Regions from separate parts of the Mus musculus genome. Here all the other regions are linked to region 2. Evidence: chromatin loops called from intact Hi-C (ENCODE). Cell type or tissue: heart. All regions are shown on one strand.

The links. Peaks named below come from ENCODE experiments on the same cell type or tissue, not always from the same donor. Only the 100,000 strongest peaks of a DNase experiment are listed, where the experiment ranks them.
Region 1: it touches region 2 in a loop (6-fold over the local background); 15 of 42 quality-filtered maps call a loop at or near these places.
Region 3: a loop joins it to region 2, with 2.8 times the contacts of the local background. A loop is called at or near these places in 6 of 42 quality-filtered maps.

Annotation. Positions count from the first base shown.
Region 1 is chr13:55,828,647-55,836,646 of GRCm38, forward strand. Pitx1 (paired-like homeodomain transcription factor 1) reads right to left here and starts at 2,779. Exons shown (of 3, transcript NM_011097.2): 1 at 2,126-2,779; 2 at 1-29. The coding sequence starts at 2,294. In heart, no CTCF peak of the experiment used is centred here; no DNase peak of the experiment used is centred here; H3K4me3 peaks cover 3,374 bases; H3K27ac peaks cover 1,321 bases; H3K27me3 peaks cover 7,491 bases.
Region 2 is chr13:55,958,758-55,966,757 of GRCm38, forward strand. No RefSeq gene overlaps it. Among named protein-coding and RNA genes, the nearest start is that of Gm31542, 53 kb to the left of the region's middle. In heart, a CTCF peak has its summit at 4,708 (motif pointing left); no DNase peak of the experiment used is centred here; H3K4me3 peaks cover 1,508 bases; H3K27ac peaks cover 820 bases; H3K27me3 peaks cover 4,341 bases.
Region 3 is chr13:55,851,150-55,859,149 of GRCm38, forward strand. No RefSeq gene overlaps it. Among named protein-coding and RNA genes, the nearest start is that of Pitx1, 24 kb to the left of the region's middle. In heart, no CTCF peak of the experiment used is centred here; a DNase peak (open chromatin) is centred at 4,752; H3K27ac peaks cover 857 bases; H3K27me3 peaks cover 3,887 bases.

The DNA.
Region 1 (8,000 bases), 130 kb before region 2:
CCCCTTGGCTTCCCCACCGCGCTCCTTGTCTGCAGCAGGTAGGAATGGGCGCGAGTCACCTCGGGCTAACACTATCGCGCCCGGTCCCGGCTCCACCGAAGCGCCTGCCGTCAGCGGTGGCTTCCCTCCCTCCATCCAGGGGCCCTGGGAACTGTTTCCCCGCTGGAAAGGAAGGGCCGGGTGCCGGTTCTCAGTAAGCACCCCTAGATCTGGCGTGCCACAGCAAAGAGCCCGGGAGCCACATCTGGGCCTGGGTTCCCAGCTAGGCAGGGCCTGCTTCTGCAGCTCGCTGGCTGCGGCCCTGCTGAGACTCTTGAAGGTCTAAATCTGAGCGGACACCTCAGCTTTCCTGAACGGGCATCAAAACTTTCCAGCTGAAGCTAGCATATCTGTGGGGTAAGAGCCATGTAGTCGCCTGGAATGTTGTTCTTGCCAGGGCTGTGTCAGAGCCGCAACTTAGCTTGGATCCCAGCCTTACCGGCCTCGGATTCTGAGGTCTAGAAAACCCTCCATTTGCAGCCTAGACAGACATATTCTGTCTAAGTGACCCGGGCCTCTCTGTCTCTTTAAAGCTACTCAAGATGCACACAGTAGTCAATAGCATTCAAACATAACGCAAAGGAACTACAAACCAAAACGGAGCCCTAGAAAAGCTCAGAGCTCTCTCCCTAGAAACAGAAAGGTGCACAAACCCTCAGAGCCAGGGAGGCAGAACCGGAGCAAATGTAGATCAAGAAGTCAAAACCGTTCCTGTGAACACACCCCTAAACTAAACACACAGCCAAATGTGTATAAACTCCAGTCAGATGGCCATTTCTCTGGGAAAAAGAATCTATGCATCACTGCAGGTAAATTTTAGATTCCCTCACACAAACACTGGGAGAGATACTTTCCAAACCCTAGATAAATACATTACAGCGAGATGATTTAAATTCACAAAATAAAACTGCTACGAATGGATTTTGATGGGGGGGGGGGGAATCTCAAAGAAATGCGCCATTTTGAATTGACTTTTAAAAAATCTCTCCAAGTAACTTGTGGCATGTAGGTTCTTTTAAATTTCAGAGAAATACTCCTAGTGAATTGTGTCAAAGGAAGCATACAGTTAAAATTGTTAATTTATCCCTGTAGATTTGATTTGAAAATCAATCTCTACAGGTTTTTTTTTTTTAAGCAAACACCACGCTTAAAACTTCTAAAAACAAAAGTACACTCAGAGCTTTGTTTTCTAACCAAGCAAACAGAGGTTGGAAAAAAGTCACTTAGAGATGCAAAACAGAAACAAATACCGATTAAATAAACGTGGAAGAGATGCCCAGGGCCCGGGATGGCTGTCCCAGGCAGCCTGGAGATCTGTGACTATTTGGGGTTGGGACCCCCCTCCCGTGCACAGCCGCTCCAAGACAGGACAGGCCTGGAAACGGACATGGCCGAAGCCACCCAATCTCGGGCCCAGCTCAAGAGATCGGGGTTGTTTTGTTTTGTTTTGTTTTTTAAAAGACAACTGGGGGATTTGTGGAGTCGAGAACCCACCCTGGCTGGACCCCTGGTGGCTCTGGGCTGAGGTGTCCACGTGGGCCAGGATCCCCGCTGCAGCAGGGTTCTGCCGGCTCTGCCGGGAGTCAGGCCGCGCCTCCTAGCTGGCTGGCTCTCGCTGTCCCCAGAGCTCGAGCTCGGCTTTACGGACCCCTCTCTTCTAGCCTGCTCTGTGACCCCACCTCTTCTTTTAGGATTCTTTCCTCCATCTGTCAAGGTGTCTCTTTGGGCACTTTGTCTGGCCACCCCTTCTACTCCCTGCACATCTGCTTCTCGCCCTGAGCCCCAGCGACTCCTCAGCAACCAGTTAGGGAAAACTCAACTTTTTTCTCCCGCGTGCTATCTGCTCCTGCTCCAGAGGGGCTGCCAGTCCCACTCAGGGCTTGGCGTGTGGGGGACTGTTTGGAAGTGACTTCGCGTGTGCGTGCGAACGCGCGTGTAAATTTCCGTGTTCATCGTCAGGTTAAGACCAGGGAGGAAAAAGAAAGCTCCTCGCTGCAGAGACGCAGAGGGGACCCGGCTGCGTGCCAAGCCGCCCGGTGTGCGCGGAGGCTGGATGCCCGCCGCGGGTTGGGGGAGCCGCGTTTACCTGGCAGATCAGCGTCGGACGATTCGCTGGCGGAGTTCTCCAGCGGCTCCCGGGGGTCGGCGGCGCGGGCCAGGTGGAAGCTGGGCCCCATGTCGTGCGGTGGTGGTGGCGGTGGCCGCAGCCCCTCCGGTAGCCTCTCCAGGCTCATGCCTCCCTTGAAGGCGTCCATGGAGGTGGGGACCGCAACGGGCGCTCCAGGGGCCGGGGCTGGGAGCTCCCGGCCGCCCAGGCTGCGACCTGTTGGGGACAAGAGAGTGGCGCCTAAGCGGCTGCCCCCCAGGGCTGCCCGCGCCCACAGCGACGCCGTTCGAGCTCCATCGACCTCTCCAGGCTGCGGGACCGGGTTCGGGGCTCGGGGCTCCGCCACGCGCTCCTGCTGCTCCGGCCTCAGCTGCCCGGCCGGCCCGGGCCCCAGTCCCGATTCGAGGCCGGTTTCTAAGGCTCGGGTCGGAGCCCGCAGAGTCTGTCTGAAAACGACAGTGCGCGCAGCCAGGTTCCAGCAGTCCCTGCGCCAGGGGTGGTGGGTGGGGTGGGCCTCGGTGGGAGGGGGCTGGGAGAGAAGGAGGGAGGGCGCGAGCGAGTGAGCAAGCGAGCGAGGGAGCGGGCGCGGGCGGAATCCAGCCTCGAGCCGCCCGCGCCGCGCCCTCCCCGCCGTCCTCCCTCCCTCCCTCTCTCCCTCCCTCCCTCCTGGCCTCGCCCGCGCCCTCCCCGTCGCAGCCACCTTCCCGCCGCCTCACCTCCCCCCCTCTCCCGCGGCCTCACCGCGCCTCTCCCTCCTTCCCCGGTGACACACGAATTTCTCCCTTGGCCGCACAAAAGAAACGCATCTGGCCAGCTAGCCCCGGGCGGCTGGTGCACACCTTGGGGGCCCCAAGTGACTTGTTTCGCTGAGAGTCAACTCCTGTCTGGGCCACCTCAAGTCCCCAGCCACGGGAGAGAACAACTTAGAATGAGTGAAGGTTCGCTGAGCAGGATCGCTCTGAGCCGGCGCCTCCGAGCCAGCGCCAGGGCAGTCAGTGGCAGAGCCGGGGGGCCGGTTCCCGGTTGCTGCAGCTCCCAGCGGTGGTGTCGTCCTCGAGGGGCAGACGGGCCCCTCCTACCTCAGTCGCTTCTCCCAGGAACTCGGGGCCGGCTGAGTGACAGCAGCCTGCGAGCTCTAATGGGCCCCGGATGCTGTCTTCTAATTAGTTTGGACCCTCTCCCCTAAGGCTGCTCTCATGGCCTTCCTCTCTGCACCGCAGTCAATTTTCCGGAATTGGGGTAGAGATGACGGCTTCTAATCAGACGAAACGTTTCTGTTGGCTCTAGGCCATGGCGAGTGGGACTGGAGACCCCAAGAGCCCCACCAGGCCCGTGGCCTTTCCACATCCCCCTTTGTTTTGCACCTACAATGATCAGGTCTTTGGCAGCCACCAGGTAGGCCTTGCCAGCCTCTGCCCTCCTTTAGGGTAACTTTGCTCCAGTGTGGGGCCTACTTTCTGAATTCTCAGGGCTTCAGCAGAGGCCTGGTAGGCCAGGTGACTGATGTCTCACAACCCTGGGCTGGGAGCTTAGGAAGCCTTTGGGTTTTCTCCCGATACACTGCTAGGAAACTGTAGCTCCAGAGCTCCCCCCTCCCCAAGCAAAGACTTTACCCTCTAGGCTCACAAGAGTGGTCCCCTCCTTAGCTCCTCACGCTCCAATGAAGTTTGTCCAAGGATTTTATCCAACAATTGTTAACTGGCCCAGGGACTTCAGCTTCTTGAGTAAACAGGTCACAACTGAGGTGGCCCTGACCTGCCTCTGTAGCCACGGAGGACCCCTAGGCTGTCTCTGGGCCTCACCTGCAGACCTCTCCCCTGAACCAGCCACTGATGGGGTAGACTAGGGCTTAGGAAAGAAGCACTTCTCTGTTCTCCAGTGTCCAGAGCCCAGGACATCATCTTCTCCTGTAGTCATTTCTTGGGTTGGCTCTACAGGTATGTTAGTGGTGGGGACTGCAAGGCTCTGCCTTTGGTCCTTCTCCTACCTTCTCTACCACCAGAGGGAAGTAGCTGGGCCCTGGATGGGTGCCTTGTGAGAATTGTGGGGGCAAGGGCAGACATGCAGGGTGGGGCCAGAACTGTCTCATACTCCCTTGGCCTTGCTTCAAGGTGCCCAGCTCCTTAGGGCCAGGTCTATTGAGGGAGACAGAATTTGGGCAAAGATGGAGGGAGGATGCTTTCCGGGGAGCTGACTAAGGCCCTGGGGTATCTTGATTTCTCCTTGCAAGTGAAGCCCACTAGGTGCTTCGGTTGGTCCACGGGGCTACACTACCTCCCTCAGTCAGAGAGCAGCCTGGATCATACAAGGATGGCAGTGCACACCTGTACGTCCGGACCCAGGAGGCTGTGTACGGGTGGACACACACATGTGCTGTTTAATGTCCAATTGGATAGCATGAAATAGGAGGTCCATCAAGTCAGATCGAGGTGGGAACGCCTGGGAGTGTGTCTCAGACAGGGACAGGGAAATGGTGAAGTTAGGTCCTACATGGACTGTGTGGAGAAGCATCTGTCGTTCACATCACCATTGTGTTAATACATTGGCAGTGTATCAGTGCAGTTATTAAGCTATTGCTGTGTGCCCTTCTGGGCCTAAGCCTTAAGCACTGCTCTGGGTTAGACACAGCAGTCCTTTTATTTGGAGATATCAAGGTTTGCTGTGTGGGTGGAGTGGTCTTCAGACCCTTTCAGATACTCCTTCCACTATCCTCATAGATCCTGAGCCCCAAAGAAGCACTGAGGCTAATGGGGACTGCCAGAGGAGTGTGCTTTTCAGTAGCACATATAGTGATCAAGGGGGTGGGGGGTGGGGTGGACGTGGGAGGACCAACAAGAGGCTGTGCCCCGACTCTGGGCATATTGAAGAATGAGACTAGCATAAATTCTCTGTTCTTCCACAGCCCCCTCCCCTCCTCACTCACTGTCCTACTCTAAGCAGGGGCTTCCGGTATGCACATGCAGATACACACCGGGAGGAAAGCTACAATCTTTCTGGGGCAGAGGCTCATGCACAGCCCCCTTCATTTTGATGCGTGACTTGGAGGAGGTTTGAGGTTTGACCTTCAAGTGAATCTCAGTTCTCCTGTTCAGTGTGAGAGTTGGTCTCCAGATGGGGCAGGAGGGGTGGAAGAAAGGGGGTTCACTGAAGCAGGTCGAGTTCTATTCCACTACCCTTCCCACCTGTGCAGAGTCCGAAATATTTCTCTGTCCTTCAAGAAACCGGGAGACGGTGATCTGGAGATGCCTGCATTGTTGTGGGAGTTAGAGGAGAGACAGCCCAAGGACCTGTGCTGATCTGGGCTTAGTCAAATAGAATCTGGCAAAAGAATGGTTTAGTAATTTAATTCTTGAGAAGGCCGAGTGGAGGACTCTCATGGGGGCCACCCTTAGGTCCCTATCTGGGTATGCTGCCCTAAAATCTGTACTCTTGGAGAATGAAGGGATTTTAGGAAAAAGGAAGGAATGTGCTATGGCTTGCCCCCAGGGCCATCCGTGATTCCCCGGGACATTCCAACCCTAAGCCTCTTAGGCTGTAGAGTAGTTCAAACTAGAAAACCCAGTTTTTGGAGTGTATCGGGGACCACCTACCTCTTTCTGCCCCATCTAATACCCCCTCCCCAATAAAAGCTCTTGGTTTTTATTTTTTTCAAGCAATTATAGACACCTAGTGCCCAGGTAGAAATTGGATCAAACTTGGAGGATTTTATCAGTTTCCCAGAAGGTTGCAGCCTATTGAGGTTTCTTTGAGGGACGGGGTTGTATGGGAATACTGACTGCTGGATAGGACATCAGCCACCAGCTACAATGGATGTATAGGGCTTGTCTCTCTCCATGGCTGATATGATCTGTGACTCTCCATGCTGTTTTTCACCCAAGTCTGCCACCATGTTTTCTGATTCCAGAAGAGTGGCTGAGCTAAGGGAATATAGGGCGGCTAAGAAAATGGTAGCGTTTGTCACTCTGCTCTGGAGCAGAGGAGGACCCGCTTTTATTTTTCACTCTCCCAGGGCTGCTTTCTTGGGAGAAGGGTGCTGGAAACCTGAAAGTTATCAATTGCCTGTGTGTTTCCACAGCGTCCTCAGACCCTACTTTTTCTCTCTGGTGGAGGCACCAAGGCCCAAAACCACAAGGGAATGGGCAGGAACTGGGAGTCTTCTCCCAGGGTGCCCCGCTACAGGTAGTTTATGTCTTTACCCTAGACCTGGCCAGTCCCTTAGTCCTCCATCATTCACAAGTGGACAATAACCTAGGGATTTCTCCAGTTGCAGAGATGCTAAGATAATATCTAAATCTTCATTTCTCATAAATTTGGGATATATATATTAGATTTTGTTGAATTCCTAGATTAGAAAATAATCTTGGGACCCAGAATTTTAGCTTGAGATTTTCCCTACAGCGATCAGAGGTGAACCTCGACACCCCCCCCCCCCCACCGACCCAGGCTTTGCTTCAGCGTTATTCAGCCTCAGTGTGGGAAACTGGACAATTTTAGAAATTGAAGACCCGGTTCTAGAGAAACCGTTGTGTGCTCAGAGATTCTGTATCAACAACCAAACCCAGGAGAGGCTTCGGGAGCAATTTTATTGGACTTTACGAGGTGTATTTGGGTTTTCTCTTAGGGGAAGTAAAAGCCCGAACCATGCAGCAGGGAGCAGGCCACCATAGGCTGGGACATTTCTGAAGGTGACAGCTGGACATCGTGGTCCAGAGCGAAGAAGTCGGGACTTTGACCGGTCCCTACTACTTTTTGGCGGCATTGCTACCCTAACGAACTAACTAACGAATGAAGCAGTTTCGTTTGGGAAAAATACCCTTGTGACGCGAAGCTATGTCCCAAGTCCTTAGCCATTCCCAGGGGCCAGCGTTTCCATTTGCGGTGGGGCCCCATTCCTGGATGCGGCAGCTGCCAGTCCGCTCACGGGCCACTGTCTCCCGCAGGCCCTCGGGAAGCACTGCCAGGGGCTTCCAGGGCTGCGCCTTTGCTGTGCCTGAGCCTGTGCCCTGGACACCGTAGCCCTCTGGGAGTGTGGGGCCGAGGCACAGAGTGGGCCCACCCGTAGGTGAGTTAGCAATCCGGTGATGGCACGATCCACCCGGCCCGCAGGAACCAGTATCTCCTGCTGCCTCGATGATCTTGGCCTCTTCCCTGCTTAAGACTGTGGAGACCCCTCGCCCCAGCCTGGCGTCTCTTACCGTATGGAGGCAGCTCTGTGTCTGAGGCTAGTCGGCTCCGGGCTCGCCCGCCGCAGACTCCCGCTCAGGTGGCCACTGGCTCTGCTCTGCGCGCAGTGTGGGTCTCCGCCGGTTCGGTTCGTTACATCCTAGCACGCAAGGTCGGGGCTGCCTCCGTTCAACCCGCTCCTCCCGCCGCCGCCCGTCGCCCGTCGCCCGTGGGGAAGGCGGGGACACCGGCCGGGGAGGCGGGAATGGGGGGGGTGGGGAGAAGCGAGGCGCTCGCCTGGACCCAAGGGGAGGGGGCGGCGCGGAGTCCCACGGGCGTGGGGCCGGGGCCTTTCTCCACGCGCAGGAGACGTCGGTACAGCTCACCGCCAAAGCCGGGGCCGGGGAGGTTGCCCAGGACTGCATGCATAGGGAGGGGCTCAGCTGTGGGTCCCCTGAGATGCCTCGAGTCCCACTGGTCTAGGGACTTTCTCCCGGGTCTCAGTTTCCCACCTGGCACTTGAGGGACTTGTCTGATTTCGGTTTAGTCTAGGTCTGGCCAGAGTTTCCTTGCGTCCTGTCAGGTGAAGGTCAAGCCGGGTCTATCATTTCCCACTTTCCTGCCTGGCTTGAGGAGTGTTTTCGCCACAGATGTTGTTATCCACAGAAAATTGAGGACAAACTCGGGGGGG
Region 2 (8,000 bases):
TGGCTCACAGTGGCCAAACCTGATTCTGCCTGACTTCTGGTCTGAAGTCTGACCCCTGGTGACTTTTCAGAAGCTGTGGTCTGCCTGCACTAGGCTCCTTCTGATAAGATAGGCTTTTGTATAGAGCGAGCAGGAGGGGGGAGTTTCGGTAGGTTCCAGATCCCGATCACGGTGACACCAGTCCTTGGGATTGATGTCTGAGAAATCAAGAGCCTCATTAGGAAAGGCTATAAACGTCTGATAAGATTCTTACAATTATTCCCCGAAGCACCGATTCTTGGAGTTTCAGTTTGTTGGAACAGGAGGCCTGGAGAAGAAGGGCTCACTGTGTGTATGCCCCATCAGCAGTGTCTGCTTACCAGCCACACGGCTAACATTACATATTTTGATTTTGCGAAAGCACCAAATTGCCAAACAGAAGGGGGGGAGGCGGGGAAGACAATGACATATTTTAGGGTACTATTTCACCTCTGCAAATCAATATACAAGCCATTAAAACTACATTTTTCCATGAATGATAAGTGTAATTACCTCTCTCTTGCCATAAAAACTTGTCCTTATTAAATGTAAATATTTAAAAATGATTGAAATATATTTGAAGGGCACTTTATAGCCTGATTTTATATGCTGACATCTGGGCTGCCTTTCCTAAAACACTCTATTTCTTGGAGAGTTATTAAATTAGTATTTTGAAAGGAGTAACACGGGGCTTTCTCCTCGCTCCGGTTTTAATTTCGTACATGTTTAGATTTACTGGGAACCCAAGAGTTTATATATGGGGCTAATGCATCATTCTATCTGTGGTGCTTGCACACGTAGAAGCCATGATGTTACTGGCGGAGGGAATCTTTGAACAATTGCATTGTTGACTGTGTACCCCACAAAGAGTACAGGAGCAGAGATTCCAAGAGTCCTGCCTGTAAATGTTTAATTTTCCAATTCTTCTTTAGATCAGAATGATTTAAACAGCATTTGCTTTTACCTTTTAACTAGTCAGCTTTGTAGATAGTGAGCTGCCCGGCCAGTTCTCCCCGGTGAGATGTGTTGACGCCCTGATTTAACAAAGTTGAAGACTCTGTGTGTGTGTGTGTTTGTGTATGTGTGTGTATGTGTATATATATATATATATATATATATATATATATATATATATATATATATACTTTTTTCAGCTTTATTTTTTGGAAGAAAATTTTTTTCCTTATAAGTTCTTAATTTTGGCTGACTCACAGCACCTCTGTGTTGAGAAAGTCTGCTCATTCATGCCTGTGCTTTGAAAGAATCCCAGACAAGGACAGAAAATCTAATATTTGAAAAATACAAACTTTGCTAACATGTTTCATTCTGGAGGTTAAAAAGATCTAGCCCACAAATGTGCAAGAATTCAGTGTGAGTGGCTCAAAAGGTTTTTTTTTTTTACTCATGATAAACAAATAATTCTTGGATGGTTGTATCCCTGAGCTTCGCATAGGAAAGCAGCCATCCATGCAAGCGGTGCTGGGCTCACCCTCACGCCCTCTGTGCTTGCTTTCTTTCACTATGCTAAATCCTTGAGGTGTGTAAAGATGTTATGATAGGCAGTGGGTCAAGTCATCTTGAACATGTAGCTTTTTATACATTTTTCTTTGCAGAGGAAAATTTTTCTTCAAATCAATCCCCCCAAATAAATGGTTTGTAAAAACAAAACTCTATTTGTTTTGAAATTGCACACAAGAAGCCAGGTTATATAGCAACATGTCTATTTGTCTTCTGCCTGAAGAAAAGAAATTTGCGTGTAGCTAGCAATTTTCCCTCATAATAAACTTTTAAAAATTGAAGTTGTCTCTAGGGAGAAAAAAACATCAGCGAAGTGTGGATATTTGTAAAGGGCTCTTTTCACTTGTCCATTGGAACGGCTTAACCTTTAGTAGCTACTTTGTGTCTATTTTTTTTTATAGTTCTGCAGATGTATATTTCCAAAGTTATAAAAGTTTAAATATTTGCTATTTTTAATTACATAGATTCTTCTTAAATGAGCAAATGTGCCATCATAGCCTGCAGAGATTTAGACAAGTCTTAAAATAATAATTCTTCTTCTTCTTCTTCTTCTTCTTCTTCTTCTTCTTCTTCTTCTTCTTCTTCTTCTTCTTCTTCTCCTCCTCCTCCTCCTCCTCCTCCTCCTCCTCCTCCTTCCTCTTCCTCCTTACATTTTACTAGATCCGCTGGCAAACTGTTTGGCATCTGAGCATGTTCTCAGTGCCGCTGGAGGAGAGCAAATGAACAGAGGCTCACACAGATCACAGGCAGTGGCTTGGGAATTTTTTTTAGGAGGCATATTTTCTTACGTTAATGCCTTTGTAGATTCCATCCACGTTTGGACATCAAAGGGCGTGCAATTAATAATGGGCATCTGGAGGGCGGATCACATGCTTCCGATGTTAAAGTGGGGAAGGACAGGAAAATCAGCCGTGGTCAGGTATTAGCTGTAATCATTTTTAAACAACAGCCTAGAAGGCTTCTCCTTTGTACCTCTGCTCTCTGAGAAATGCAGAGGCACATACACTCGAAAAGTTCCCTGGGAAGCCTGCCTTCTGCTGGGCCAGTAAGTAGAACGAGATCTGACCCCAGTTACCAGGGCTGACTTACTCAGATAACCTTAATTTCTTGACTAAAACCAAACTCAGTGTTGTGTGAACTCTTTCCCTAACCCCACATTGGACATATGGGGTCGGGCAGTTATATTATTAGAGTCTTGGTTAATTCCAAAATGAATGTTTTCAAATACTAGGATAATAGTAACTTGCCACTCGCTGGAACCAAAGGCATTCTTAGGCATTATTTATTTCTTCTCTTTTATGGTAGCCTGTTTGTCTTTTTCAGAGTGATCTATGTTAGCAAGCCCTAAGTATGAGATAGTCAAGTCAGACTATATGTGTGTACAACAAAACCGTGCCAGCTTTGTACTCCAAACATTCTAGCAAATATAAAAACCTGCGATGTTTAAACAATGATTTTCATTTCAGTCTGTCACAGATAATAAAGAGATGCTGTTTCTGAGGAAATTAAAAAAACTGACATGGGAGAAATATTTATTTGCTTTCTACATTGGCTAAATGACTAGTAGATATTTTTTAAAAAATCAACCTGTAAATAGACAGATGCAACCAATTCCCTTTCATTAACAAACGCTGCGATTTCATAATAAAGCAAATTCATTAAAAAAAGTTTGTAGTCTTAAAGCTGAAGCTGCCACTTTCAGCCTATTTTAAAATACTAAAAAAAAATTGATATGCTAATTGGTAGAGGGAGAAAAAAAATCTTGTAAATCTTTAAAAAGTAGCTTGAATTTTTAAAGGCTCTTCTGGCAGGTTCAGGTAGGAAAAAAAAACAACAAAAAACAAAAAACAAAACCCTGTCCATTTCGTACAAGTTCTGTACGTTTGCCTCTCGCCTGAGTCTGCTCAGCAGCCAGCTTTGTTTTCCTTGTCGGCATAAGCAGGATCGGCAGCATGCTTTAAAGTTAATTAGAAGCAGGGTCTATATCGCCGTCAGCAAACATGTTATAAGCTTACTATTTAATAGTGATTCCGGGTAAGGCCATCATCCCCTTCCTAAATCCAAATATAAAAGCTGAAATCGTATTTGTTAAAACTGTCATGTTGAATTTGTGACCCAGATTGCTTTCTCGAGGCGTGCTGGGCCAGAGTTTGAGCAAGGACTGCTCCCAGCTGCAGACACCCAGAGCCCAGCAGCCTCCTGCGAGGGACTGAGTCGCTGGCTCCATGCTGCTCAAGCCCTCCGGCCTCCCCCTAAACAGGACTTCAACTTAGTCGGCTCTCCCGGCTTTTCCACATTGTAAAACCATTTGATTTATTTGTTTGGTTTGGTTTGGTTTTTAGAAGCTCTGCAGAAATTATTTCCTACTGGCAGAGAGGGCACTTGGAGTTACACCACATTAGTTTCACATCATTAGTTTAGCGTTCTCAAACTTAAAATTGGAAAGTATATGGACGGGCTTCTAGAGACCTCAATTCTGACCAGAGCAGAACAAATTAAAGCTGATGGGTTCCTTTTGCTGTCTAACGCGTGGGGCGATACATCATAAAGCCCTGCGGCCATGCCGAGGGGTTCCCTCTGTCAGCTCTGGAATTTGGTGGTAGGAAATGTTAGTTATTTTTAAAACGCGGGGAAAAGTCCACAGTTGCCATTCAGATTAAAAAACAAAAACCGTAATTGTATGTCAGTAATTGTAGCAGGCAGTCAAGAAGGGGGGTGCCTGATGACGGTCCGGACCCCATATTTTCAGCTTCTCTCACCTCCAGCCACCTCCATTCTGACTCTGGATCTTTATAAATAATTTAAAACCCTCGACCCAGGGAGGGCAAGCCAGATGCTCGCTCTGTTGGACCGGAGCACTAGGGGGTTGGCTGGGTGGGCGCAGCTGGGATGAGGCGGGTGTTATCCTGCTCTCCATCCGTGGTACCCAGCCGAGGAGGCTGTGCGCTGCTGGTGCCTGGTGGGACTAGAGCGAAGGCCCTGACTCCAAAGTGGCTCTCTGCATCTCTCCCAGGCTGTTCCAGCCCCCGGTGGCTTCCAGTCCTTCTCAAGCTCTGCGAGAAAGCCAGACCCGAGAAAGCCAGACCTTGGTTTCTTCCGGCTGTAGTGAGGGGACCAGCATGGCCCTCAGGTGAGTGCTTCCCGAAGCTCTCCTGCCACCTGTTGGCCGCTGCTGGTGCTGACGCGATGGGAGGAGCTGCGTATCCAAAGATCCTTTAAGACTGGGTTGGTTTCCTATTTGGCCCAAGGTCACAGGGCCTGGGGACCAATACCTGTCTCCTGATGACCCCTCAGGCACATTCTGGGTTTCCTCGTCCGTTCATCTGACCAGATCACGGCAACAGCCCTATGGAGCACTCTCAGAAATGCGATATCCAGATCCCTGCCTCTGTAGAAAAGATTACTGACAGTTGAGCTGGACATCCTGATTCCTCTCTTGGCTTCCTCTCGCCATCCTTGTTGGGCACAGATCTGATGTGTAAGAGCGCTTCTGGGATAGACAAGGCTTCTCCTCTGATGGCTAAGCCCTCTTGGTGGGGTGCCTCTAACATTGCCTGCATGGTTTGGGATTTCTTGCCGTTGAGCAGAGGTTCTGCCCAGACCTTTCCCTTTCTTTTCTTCGTATAGAGCCTCTCAGGGTTTGGATGGAAGGGTTGTATCGGGCACTTCCGCTAGAGATCCAAAAGAAGTGGCTCACGCCTTTAATCCCAGCACTTGGGAGGCAGAGGCAGGTGGATTTCTGAGTTCGAGGCTAGCCTGGTCTACAGAGTGAGTTCCAGGACAGCCAGGGCTACATAGAGAAACCCTTTCTTGAAACAAAAAACAAACAAACAAAAAACAACAACAAAGAAGTGTATTGGAACTTCTGGTGCAAAGAGAGAGCCATGCCTTCTCCCGTTTGAACGTCAACGATCACCTCCAAATATCACAGAAGAGCCGCGGTGTTCTGAAGGGCTGTCTTCCTAGCTAACAGCTGCATACGAGCTTGGGTACACCCACGGGATATTTCTGCAGGCAGTCTTTAACAAAATGTGGCTCTTAGTGTGGTCATTTGTCGATTAGGAGTATAAGACAGGGTGGCAGGCATGCTTGGGACACACACACAAACACTGCCCACCCCCAGGACAAAGCAACAAATCTCCCTGCGTTACCTGTGAGCCCAGTATGGGACCAATGGATCCAGCTTGACTTTGAGAATCTCTACCACACGTTTCTGAGGGAAGAGGCCCTGTATGAGGCCACGGCGGTGCCTGCATTCCTATTTTAGATGTGTGTATGTTTGTGTGTGAGGAGGTCTGAAGCCACTGTTGGCCCATAGGTGGTCCTGGGTCCCTCTGGAGATATGTTTTTTTTTATTTATTCCATGGGCTTTATGCACAGAGGCCCATGCCACTCTCAGCTCAGCCACCTGCACCACCCCTGAGCGTTGTACAGGGCAGCCATGAAGAACGGTTGGCCCACACTTGTACCTTGCCTATATTGAACCTCAGGTCTTTAATGGGTAGTAACTGGTCACCCCAGACACCTGTTCTTTGCCCCAGATAGGAAGCTGAATGTGAGAGCCCACTGCTTTCTTTGTGAATGAATTCCTCCTAAATTATCTGAGGGCAAAATGGTTTTAATGCTTCATCTCTAAAATCGTAGCCGTGCTGATATTTGACCTAATAGCTGTTGCTAATTTAGCCATGAAAAATAATTTTCTTAGTCTAATGCCTCGTGAAACCCTGATTTGCTGTAATTGAGTGGATTCCTACCCTTTCCTCCCAGCTTCTGTTGTAATTTAAGGTAGAAGGAACCCTTCGATGTATCTTCTCCTGGGTACCTACTGCTTTAGAGCAATGTATATGGAGACTGCCTTGTGGTCAAGAGCCTGACACATAGCTCTGTGCTTTCAGAGAACTAAAGGACTCACTGAGTTGTTGCTATAGGTTGGGCAGCCAAGGGAGGCGGGGGTAGGGGTGGGGTGGGGTGGGAAATCCTACTGAGCTAGGACTCAGACTTTTATGGAGAGGAAGGAACGTAGGAGAGTCAGTAAATGTCTACCCTCCTGGCCCCATGAACACGAAGAGAAGAAAGAGTCTGAGCAATAGACTATTTACCTCAGCACAAAAGCCGCCTCCCGCCCAGCACCTCCCCTTTTTCTTTCTAGCCTTTCTGACAGAAATACACAGCGGACTGAATGTGCCTTCCCACAATAGTGTCCATCATGAAATATGGGGGGGCAGCAAAGGGAAGACAAACTTTAAACACACCTGGCACAGCTGGTCCCCGCCTTTGTGCTCAGAATGGCCTCCAGCCAACTGGCTGCCCTGTCTCCATTCATGCACCCTCCAGAAGAATTCGAACAGGTTGACATTCTCTTTGTGGCAACACAACTTTCTAAAAATCGGCCCACTGGGCTGCCCCGGGAGAGTTCAGGACACCTGTCTGATAAGCAGTCCTACCAGGCCCAAGGGACTCACAAGAGCTCCGTGGTGCTCTGCCGGGGCAAGGGAATGAATGACTTCAAAGAGGAACAGAACCATGGGGTCCCCACTCTGTGATCACCTTCAAGACAAACAGAGCAGTTCCTCAGTGCCCCAGCTGATCCCCACCGAGCAAGCTGCTGGCTCTGTGGGAGTGCTCTGACCAAACCTCACATGGACTCCTCAGGAGGAAGAACAGGTGGTTGAGTGTGGGCCATTTTCCTCTTTGTACACAGCTGAAGCCCAGCACCCTTGTCTAGAGTTATGGCAAACTGAAACAGCATGCCAGTCATAGAAACACCACCTTTACTGTGGTCAAAGTGGCTATTCCATTCCCTCCCTCTGGTGGCCCTGATAGGAGACTCGGCTTTCCAACCCGCCTGTGCCTGTGTGGAGGAAGAAAAGGCCTGAGCCATCTTTTTCCAGCTGCCCCAATTCATTTGTTTTAACTTTCTCCCTCCCGAGATAACAGATTCCAGAGGCCAAGGAGGCGGTGTGTGGAAAGGCTTTTAAGTGGGGCCATTCTCGGCTATTTGGCTGTCTCTAACAGAGCCGAGACGTGATGAGGCTGCAGCGGCGCTTTGGATTTGAGGCTGATAAGACATCTCTTTCTCTCCCCCCCCCCCTTTTGTAAAACGCTGGAATCCTCGGCAATTATCAGCTGGGGAGTCCACACTGGTGTTTATCTGCAGAGGAAGGAGAAGACAGAATGGACTGCAGGACAGTCAATTGGCTAACTCGTCAAACAATCACTTAGAGCACATTTGCTCCGGCCATTGAGTGTCATTACTGTTAGCCACTTAATCCCCTGAGAGAACATGCTCTGGATCACCCCCATTTTAGAGATAAAGGGCAGCCGTGTGTTTCTTCTGTGTGACCCGTAGCAGGGCCGCAAAGTCTTGCCCTCTGCCCCTCAGGCCCTTGTTGTTTGCTTCACGTGAAATTCAGGCACGTAGGAACAAGTACTGCTGGAACTAAAGGAGATGGCCCAGTCATCAT
Region 3 (8,000 bases), 110 kb before region 2:
CCCAAAGGTCTTGGCTGAGGGCCTCTGCTGATAGTACGCAGCTGTGGGCACCATGGCCTTAACCAGAATAGGTACAAACGTGGGGTCTCCAGGGCTGTGAACTTGAGGGCATCATTTCTGCTGGGAAGAGAATTCAAGACTAAATGGCAAGCATGGATTTTAGGTGGTGAAGCAAGACAGGCCTCCTGTAACCCTAAATCTTATTTATCACACCCCAACCCCTGCCCCTCAAAACCTGTCTGAGTGCGGCATCCAGAACCTTTCTGAGTTTGGCTTTAGTTTACCTTTCTCCTTTTCTGCTTATACCCCCCCCCCCCCAAACTATGTGTTCTGTTTCCTTAGGCTTGGATGTTGCTCTTTTGTCTTACTCTCTAGTTATTTACGGAATATCAGCTACAGACTGGGAAAGAGTCTCCTGGTAAACTCCTATTCATCCCTCAAAACCTAAATGTCTTGTTTGACACGCCTTCAGCAGCGAGCTCTCCCAGGTCTTTCTCTACCAATGACGATGTCTCATGTCTCGTGCTCTCTGCGTACTGCGTCTGCTTCTCCTACTAGGCCTTGGTAACTTTGCTCTGCATTCCTGGCACAAGGCATTTCTCTCTGTAAATGGATGTTGGGTGTCCCCATGCAGAAGAGAGCCATTTGTTCATGCTGGCAAAGCAAATGGGAGGACCCTAGAGTTGTAAGGACACAGGGAAACGATGACAAACCATGTGGGCTTACACTTACCAAGCACGTACCAGGCACAGTGCAAGTGTTTCCCATGTACTAACCCGCTGGACCACACCCCAATATTCCAAAAGCAGGTACAGCTCCCCTCTCCTTTACAGGTCGAGAAACCGAGGCACAGGAACGGCTAAGTCCCATGTAGCCAGAGAGCAGGCAAGCTATTCAGGTTACTCTCTAGATTCCTTCTTAATGTGTATAGCATCTGCTGGAGGTGGTGGGGTCAGTGAGTGCATGGGAAGGGGGTGAAGGTCAGGGCAGCTCCTAAGGAACCCTGGGTACTCTGGCTGTTGGCAGAGGACAGTGCTTTCCTGAAGGAAGCACCTTCTTGCCTCTCCTCAGGTACAATGCAACCATATATGTGTGGAGCCCCACCCCTTGCTGGCTCCTTGCTGGGTTCTGCAGATACAGAGGACTATGTGCCAGTGGAGTATGGTTTGCCCAGCCGATGTAGCTCTCATGAGCACTGAGAGAAAAAGTTTCTTTTTTCAACAGAAAAAGCCTGGCCCAGGCCCCAGGGGGCGCCTCCCTCTGCTTACAGACATCCTGAGCCCTGAGGTGGTGTGGCACCATTTCTGAAGCCTCATACACTTTCCTACCTTCTTCTGCCAGGGCTTAATTGTCTGATATGAGGTAGATCAGGAAGCCAGTCTTTTGACTTGTGACAGAGACAACATTGAGTCTAGGAAGAACAGGTCTGGATATTATAATGGAGGTCACAGCGGGGCTCAGTGATAAATATATGTTGAATGTGTTAGCAGGAGGAACTGGCTGGTGATGGAAAAGCAGGTACCTGGAAGGGATCTTCTGGGCTTTTCTTTAGCATCCACTCTCCTGTGTGGGTCAGAGACGAGAAGCCTAGACCTGTGGTTCTCATCCTGTGGGTCTCGACCCCTGTGGTAAACCTCTATCTCCAAAGATATTTACATTAGGATTCATAGCAGTAGCAAAATCAGTTATAAAGTAGCAATAGAAATAATTTTATGGTTGGGGGGGCATTCACCACAACATGAGGAACTGAATTACAGGGTCGCAGCATCAAGAAGGTTGAGAACCGCTGCCCTAGAGGAAGGGTTGGGTTGGCCATGGCACTGTGTTCCTTGGCCTTGAACCTCTGCAGGAAACTACTGTGAATGGGTTCTTAAAGCAGCAGAGATCTGGCCACTCATAGTTCTGGAAGCGAAGTTCAAAACCAGAGTATGAGCTGTCACCTCCTTCCTTTGGGCTTGAGGGACCCGACATATTTCCCCCCTGGATTCCAGGCATACCTGGCACCTCCTGGCATCCCTTGGCTTATAGACCCACCATGCCCGTTTATCTTCATTTTTACCTGACGTTATCTACGTCTGTGTCCAAATGTCCCTTTTCTCATGAGGACACCAGCTGTCGTGAGTGAAGCCCCCCCCCCCCCCCGATAGGCCCTCCTTTTAGTGAGTTATATCCTGAAGAGTTAGGACTTGGTTACACTCTTGAGGGATGCACTGGCCGTGGCAAATGCCTTGGAGAGGCTCCGTGGAGCTGCTAAGCTTGGCTGTTGCCCTTTCTCTAGAAAAGCCCTGGTCCTGAACCTGCCATGGCCTCAGTTGGAAGGATTCCCAGCCTGGCATGGTGAGAAATGGGGACAGAGGCTGGCTGAGGGGCTTGGAGAATAGGGGGAACACAAGGCAGCCAGTCTCTTCTGCGTCTGCCTCTGTGTCTGCCATTCTTCTTAGAAATGCAAAAGGCATCTGGGAGGGACCCTTTCGAAGGATGAAAGCAGTTTTTAAAAAGACATTAATCTCTTCACTCACTTCCTTCTGATGGCTGGAGATGAGTGACAAGCCTCCTAATTGAAGATGGTGGTGCTGATAAATCCACAGTAGCCTGGGGAAGGATGTCTTGGGCTGTGAATCACTGTGTGCTACACAGACTTGGAGTGTCTCCCCGTGGCAACTCCTGGGCCTTGGTGCCGTTCATTGGCACCTGAAGATGGAGTCGCGCGCCTGTAGATGGAGGCTAGAGAGAACCAGTTGTCAGCTGTCGGAAGCACCCTGATGCAGGGCAAACTTCCTTGGGAATAGCAGCTGCAGTTGATGGCTGAAGGGGCAGGAGTGCCTACTGTGTGCACCACCTACTATGTGCGCCACTAGCTGGGCTGATAGCGGCTAGGACACAGTAGGAAGTAGGGCCATACTGTTGTATAGAGCAATGAGATGTTCAGGCAGACAGACACCTTGGAACTTGGACCAGGCCACGTGAGCCTCTTTCTTCTCACCCTTGCACACAGCTATCTTCTGCAGTCCGAGGGGCCCCAGGGGCTCTGCAGCTGTCGGCTCACAGGGATCTTCTGCCATGATGCCTGTTCTTAGGGTATAGACTTGCTTTCTTTAAAAACTATACTTTTTTCCCCCTGCAAGACAGTCTCATTTTGTACCTCTGGCTGTTCTGGAAATTACTATGTGGACCAGGCTGGCCTTGAACTCACAGAGATCCACCTGCCTCTGCCTCTTGAGTGCTGGGATTAAAGGTATACACCAATACGATTGACTTAAAAATGATATGCTTAGTGTGTATGGGTATATACGTGTATGTGCGTACAGTGCATGGGTGGAGGTCTGAGGTTGACTTGTGTGATGAGCCCTCTCCTTCCACCATGGGAGACTAGGATTCGGGTCCTCAGGCTCGCAGCCAACACCTTTCCTAGCTGTGCCCGTCACTTGATCTTTTTGATATAAACCCCCGTGATCCGCTAACTTGTACAAATACCTTTAGAGGTTCTCCTTGGCTTCACTTGTGGTCTGTGTGGAGATTCACACACCAGTAAATAGAGTAAGCTACGGCTTAGACTCCATGAGTCTCCGCAGCCATGCTGGGGCATTGGCAGAACTGTGGGTCTGAAGGAGAGTGGGGGTGAATGGAGTCCTCTTGGCTTCACCTTTCTGATCTAGTGTCCCCACCGATGTCGGGAGCACCACTCTCAAATGGGGAATGTCCCGTAGGCAGCCTGCTGCGGGCCTGGGAGGGGCTCGGGCTGCTCTTGTGTACGTGTATGTGTGCAGGCAGATGGAAGGCAGTGCTATCCTTTCAGTCTTGGTCCTCTCATCTAACGATTCATTCAAAAGTGTAAGCTGCTATGTTCATCCCTGGGGCTCTAACAGGGGAGAAGACTAACCTCGCCCGGCTTCTCGGAGCACATATCTGGGCACAGAGGTGGCTCCGACCACCTCACCAACAAACTGGTGTCCCTAGCATGGCAGCCTAGGTCCCCAGAGGTGCTGGCTCCTTCTATATACCACAGGGCCTTGGTGTGCTTATTTCTTGAGAGGGCAGCCAGAGATGTCTTCTGGAAGTCTTCATGCAGGGGACTGGTGGTGTTGACCTATGCTATTGATATGGGGTGGGGTGTGGCATAGGGGCTCTTCCAGCACAGAGGACTGGGACAGGGGGACCTGGCTCAAGTCGCCTCCTGTGAGGTGCCATGTTCAACCCTATGCAGCCTGAGATGTAACAACAAATTGGTAACATTGTTCTAGTCTTTAACATTTTGTTATTTTTTTTTTTTGAGGGTGAACTTTTACAACTTTTAAAAATAATCTTGCATAGTAATAGTGTTTATGTGATGATGGGGGATTGGCTGCCCAGCATCTTCATGCCTCATGTCACTTCCCAGGATAGACCTAGAGGGTGTTCCATATCTGGGAGCTTCCTCCGGGTGTTAGTGTTCTCCTGAGGAACAAGGCGAGAGAAAGTTGGTTTCCCTGGAAAAGAGCAGTCAGTAACACAGCGGGACCTGCCCAGTCACCTGCAAGCCCGAGCGGAGAGCATTCCCTAGAGCTGCCCAACCCGCTCCTGAGAGAGGCCTTCCACTCTTCCTACACCGAAGCATCCTGGGCTGAGGACAACCTCTCAGGTCAGGAGGAGGCCAAGAGTCATGGGCTGGTGAGACTGGGAGTAGGAAGAAAGGTCTTGAAAGGCAGAGTCCCCAGCAGCCAGCTCCAGCAGCTGGATTTGTATCCGAGTCACCAGGGAGCTATGTCGTGCTGGCTGACTGCAAGCTGTGTTGGCAGGGCCTAGGCTCCTGGGTCTGATGTTCAGTTTGCTGTCAGCACTCAGCAAATAATAAATAATAATAATATCTCCAGCATGTTTGGAGAGCCCGGGGGGGATATGGGGGAGGGGAAGCGACACAGAAAACATGTGTTTCATCTCAGAGCGGGTACTGGGAAGCTGACGTCTGCTCAGCATCTCTCTTCAGATGGATTTGGGGGAAGCTGGAGACTCCTCCCCAACATCTGCAGCTCGGAGTAGGAGAGCCAGCAAGGTGCAGGGCCTGAGCTCAGAGCAGATATTGTTGCCAGAGGGTCTCTAACTTGCCCTCCTTCACAAGCCCTGGTTGTCCTTAGATGTCCTGAGACTTGGGCGATGGTCAGGCCTGGGTGTATGTTGTGACTTCAGACTAGTTGCTGAGCCCCTCAGTTCCTACATCTTCCCACCCTTATAAAGCGAGAGGACACAGCCACTGTTGAGTGGGTACAGCGGTAACTGTTGGTCCTCAGGGGGATGTCCACATGTGGTCTTGTGGAGAAAGATCGTGAGGAGCCAGCCAGTAAGGAACAGGCATTCATACTGGTCCCAGAGAACCCTGGCCTGCTACTGGCTACACAGTGCTGCAAGCACCCACTACAGTGTGCTCATTGTCACGGGACTGAGGAGTGATGGTGGAGTAAGGATTGGAGGTTTAGTGCTTGCTGCTGATGCCCCCTGGGAACTCTGTGGCAAGGAGGTAGTCCCCCCTTGGCACCTGCAATTAAGGGCTTGGCATTGACCTTTTGCTTTGGGTGGCAGTTCCCAAGGAGGTAGTACTCAGTGGGGAAACTGAGTCAGGCAGAGATGGGGCTTGGGAAGATCCCTGGCATAGTTCCTCCATTATTTCTTTCTTCAGAGGTTGGAGAGGAACTGGAGCCCTGTCCATGTGTGTGAGAAGCTGGAGGAGTGGAGCCCTTCTTTCCAAGGGGAGTAGCTTATTTCCAAGGGGAGTAGCTTATTTCCAAGGGGAGTAGCTTCTTTCTAAGGGGAGTAGCTTCTTTCTAAGGGGAGTAGCTTCTTTCCAAGGGGAGTAGCTTCTTTCTAAGGGGAGTAGCTTCTTTCCAAGGGGAATAGCTTCTTTCCAAGGGGAGTAGCTTCTTTCTAAGGGGAGTAGCTTCTTTCTAAGGGGAGTAGCTTCTTTCTAAGGGGAGTAGCTGCCTTCCCGGTGTGTGGTGTGAGGCTCAGGGAGCAGGAACCCCTTTTCCTAAAGAAGTTGAACTCCATTTCTCAGCTGGAGAACCCCTGGCTCCCTTAACAGAGCTTTGATGTGCTTGAATCTGGGCCTGTGCTTTGCTGTCAGGAGAAGTGATTCTTGGGAAGAGATGTCTCTTGCTGTGCAGAAGCCACGGGCCAGCCTCACCAAGAGGAGACATGTTTCTGGTATCTACCTTTCCAAGGCCTTGTTCTCTTCCTCTTCCCACTCCTGAATCCTTCAAGGACTGTCATTATTTACCACGGGCTTCCTGACTGCTTTCAGATCACCGCATATCCCGGGTGAGCCAGGAAGCCTAGCCGCTGTCCCCTTTGGCCTGGCTCAGTGCGGTGCCACAGGGGATGGGCCACTTGTCAAATGCTATTGTTGAATTTTCTTCGCTTAGACTCTGCTTGTTCCAACACCCTGCAATGACACGGGTGTTAGCTGAGCAGCAGGGACTATAATTATCAGGGGATGAGAGACAAGAATCTCCCGGTGCTGTAGCAGCTGTAAGCAGGAGCTGCTAGCTGTCCTAGCCCCAGAGGGGAAGCCACTCCAGTCAGTTGCCTCTGAGGAGCCTCGGGGTTCAGGCCCTTCATCCTTGCATTTGCTGACTGCAGCCCTCCCTGGCTGGGTGGATGGGATTTCTGCTCTCTGCTATTACTTGTATGGTGTGTGGCTCCCCCCATTGCTTGAGGGGCCTGAGAGGAAGGACAGGCACCTTGTGTGGTCTTGCGAACTTGTCAAGGTAGCTGTGTAGCCCTGACTGCATAGATGCTGGGGTGAGGGCTATGGGGATGCTGCCACGGTGGTCATGGCTGGTGAGGGCCTTTACTGTGGACAGGTGTGAAGCCATGCCTGTAGGTTCAGAAAGTCAGCTTCCTTGTATGTGTGACAGGCAGGGGTCCACTCAACAGCAGGGTCCACTAGGCACGTGCTATGGAGACCACCTCCAGGTGCCTGATGCTTTGAGCCTAAGTTAGGTGAATTCAGGGTGTTCTGGGAAAGGACCTGGAGCTGTGAAGAGCAGGTCTATGTGGGGGATGCTCTGTGGTCTGCGGTTGGTCTGGGGAATGATTCTTCCTTATAGGCAGGTATGAGAGACAAGGAGCAGATGGCTGGACTCAGGAGAAAGTTTGATCTCCGCTCCTATGTGTGATCTGGAATAGAGAGAGCTGGCGTGTTAGGAATTACATTCTGGTCACATGGGGCTCTGGCAGGCAGACATAGACCATTGCTATCTACACACGAAGAGGTGATTCCTGCTGAGGGAGCAGCTTGGGCGAGACTTTTCTCCTAAGCACAGGCCTGCCCTCTGAAGGGGTCTCCTCTCTTTCTGAATCCAGGTTTCTTCCTGGAATAAGGTCTAAGGTTCTGTTTTCCTTGGGGTTTTGTGGATGATGTAAAGGAAACCTGAGCCATGAAGTGTAGATGGGGCCTCCAGAGTCTTGTGGGTACAAGATGTAGGCACACTGAGCAGGGCTCTATAGCAAGTTCCTCATTTATGGAGAACGCTTCCTCCTACAACTGCGGTTCCCCAGTGGAATCCTTAGTAATGCGACTATGCAATACATGTCTGTGTAGTTGTGGGCTGGTGCTAGCTCCTAGGGACGTGAACACCATCTGAATTTGTAGGGCTGGGGGACATGGAAGCTCTTGTGACAGTCTTCTGGCTCTGCTCACATGAGCTCCGGTGTTGGCTGAACACACAGTAGGTCTTTTTTTTTTTTTTTTTTTGGGCAGTATGTTCATTGTTGATGGCACAGATGGTAGCAGTTGGGTGGCTTTCATTTTCAGGAGCCACTGTTGGGCTTCCAGAGGGTCCCTGGCCTCTGGGCTTCCTCCAGGGCCAAAGGATGGGGTCTGGGGAGGAAGGAGAAGCCGGGGCTCACAGGGAGCATCAAAGGGCTGGTGCGAGGTTTATTGGGCGCTTTACTACCCCAGTTTTCATTATTTACACCCTGTTGGTTCTAGGAGCTCCCGTTAAACGTGTAATAAATATAAAAATATT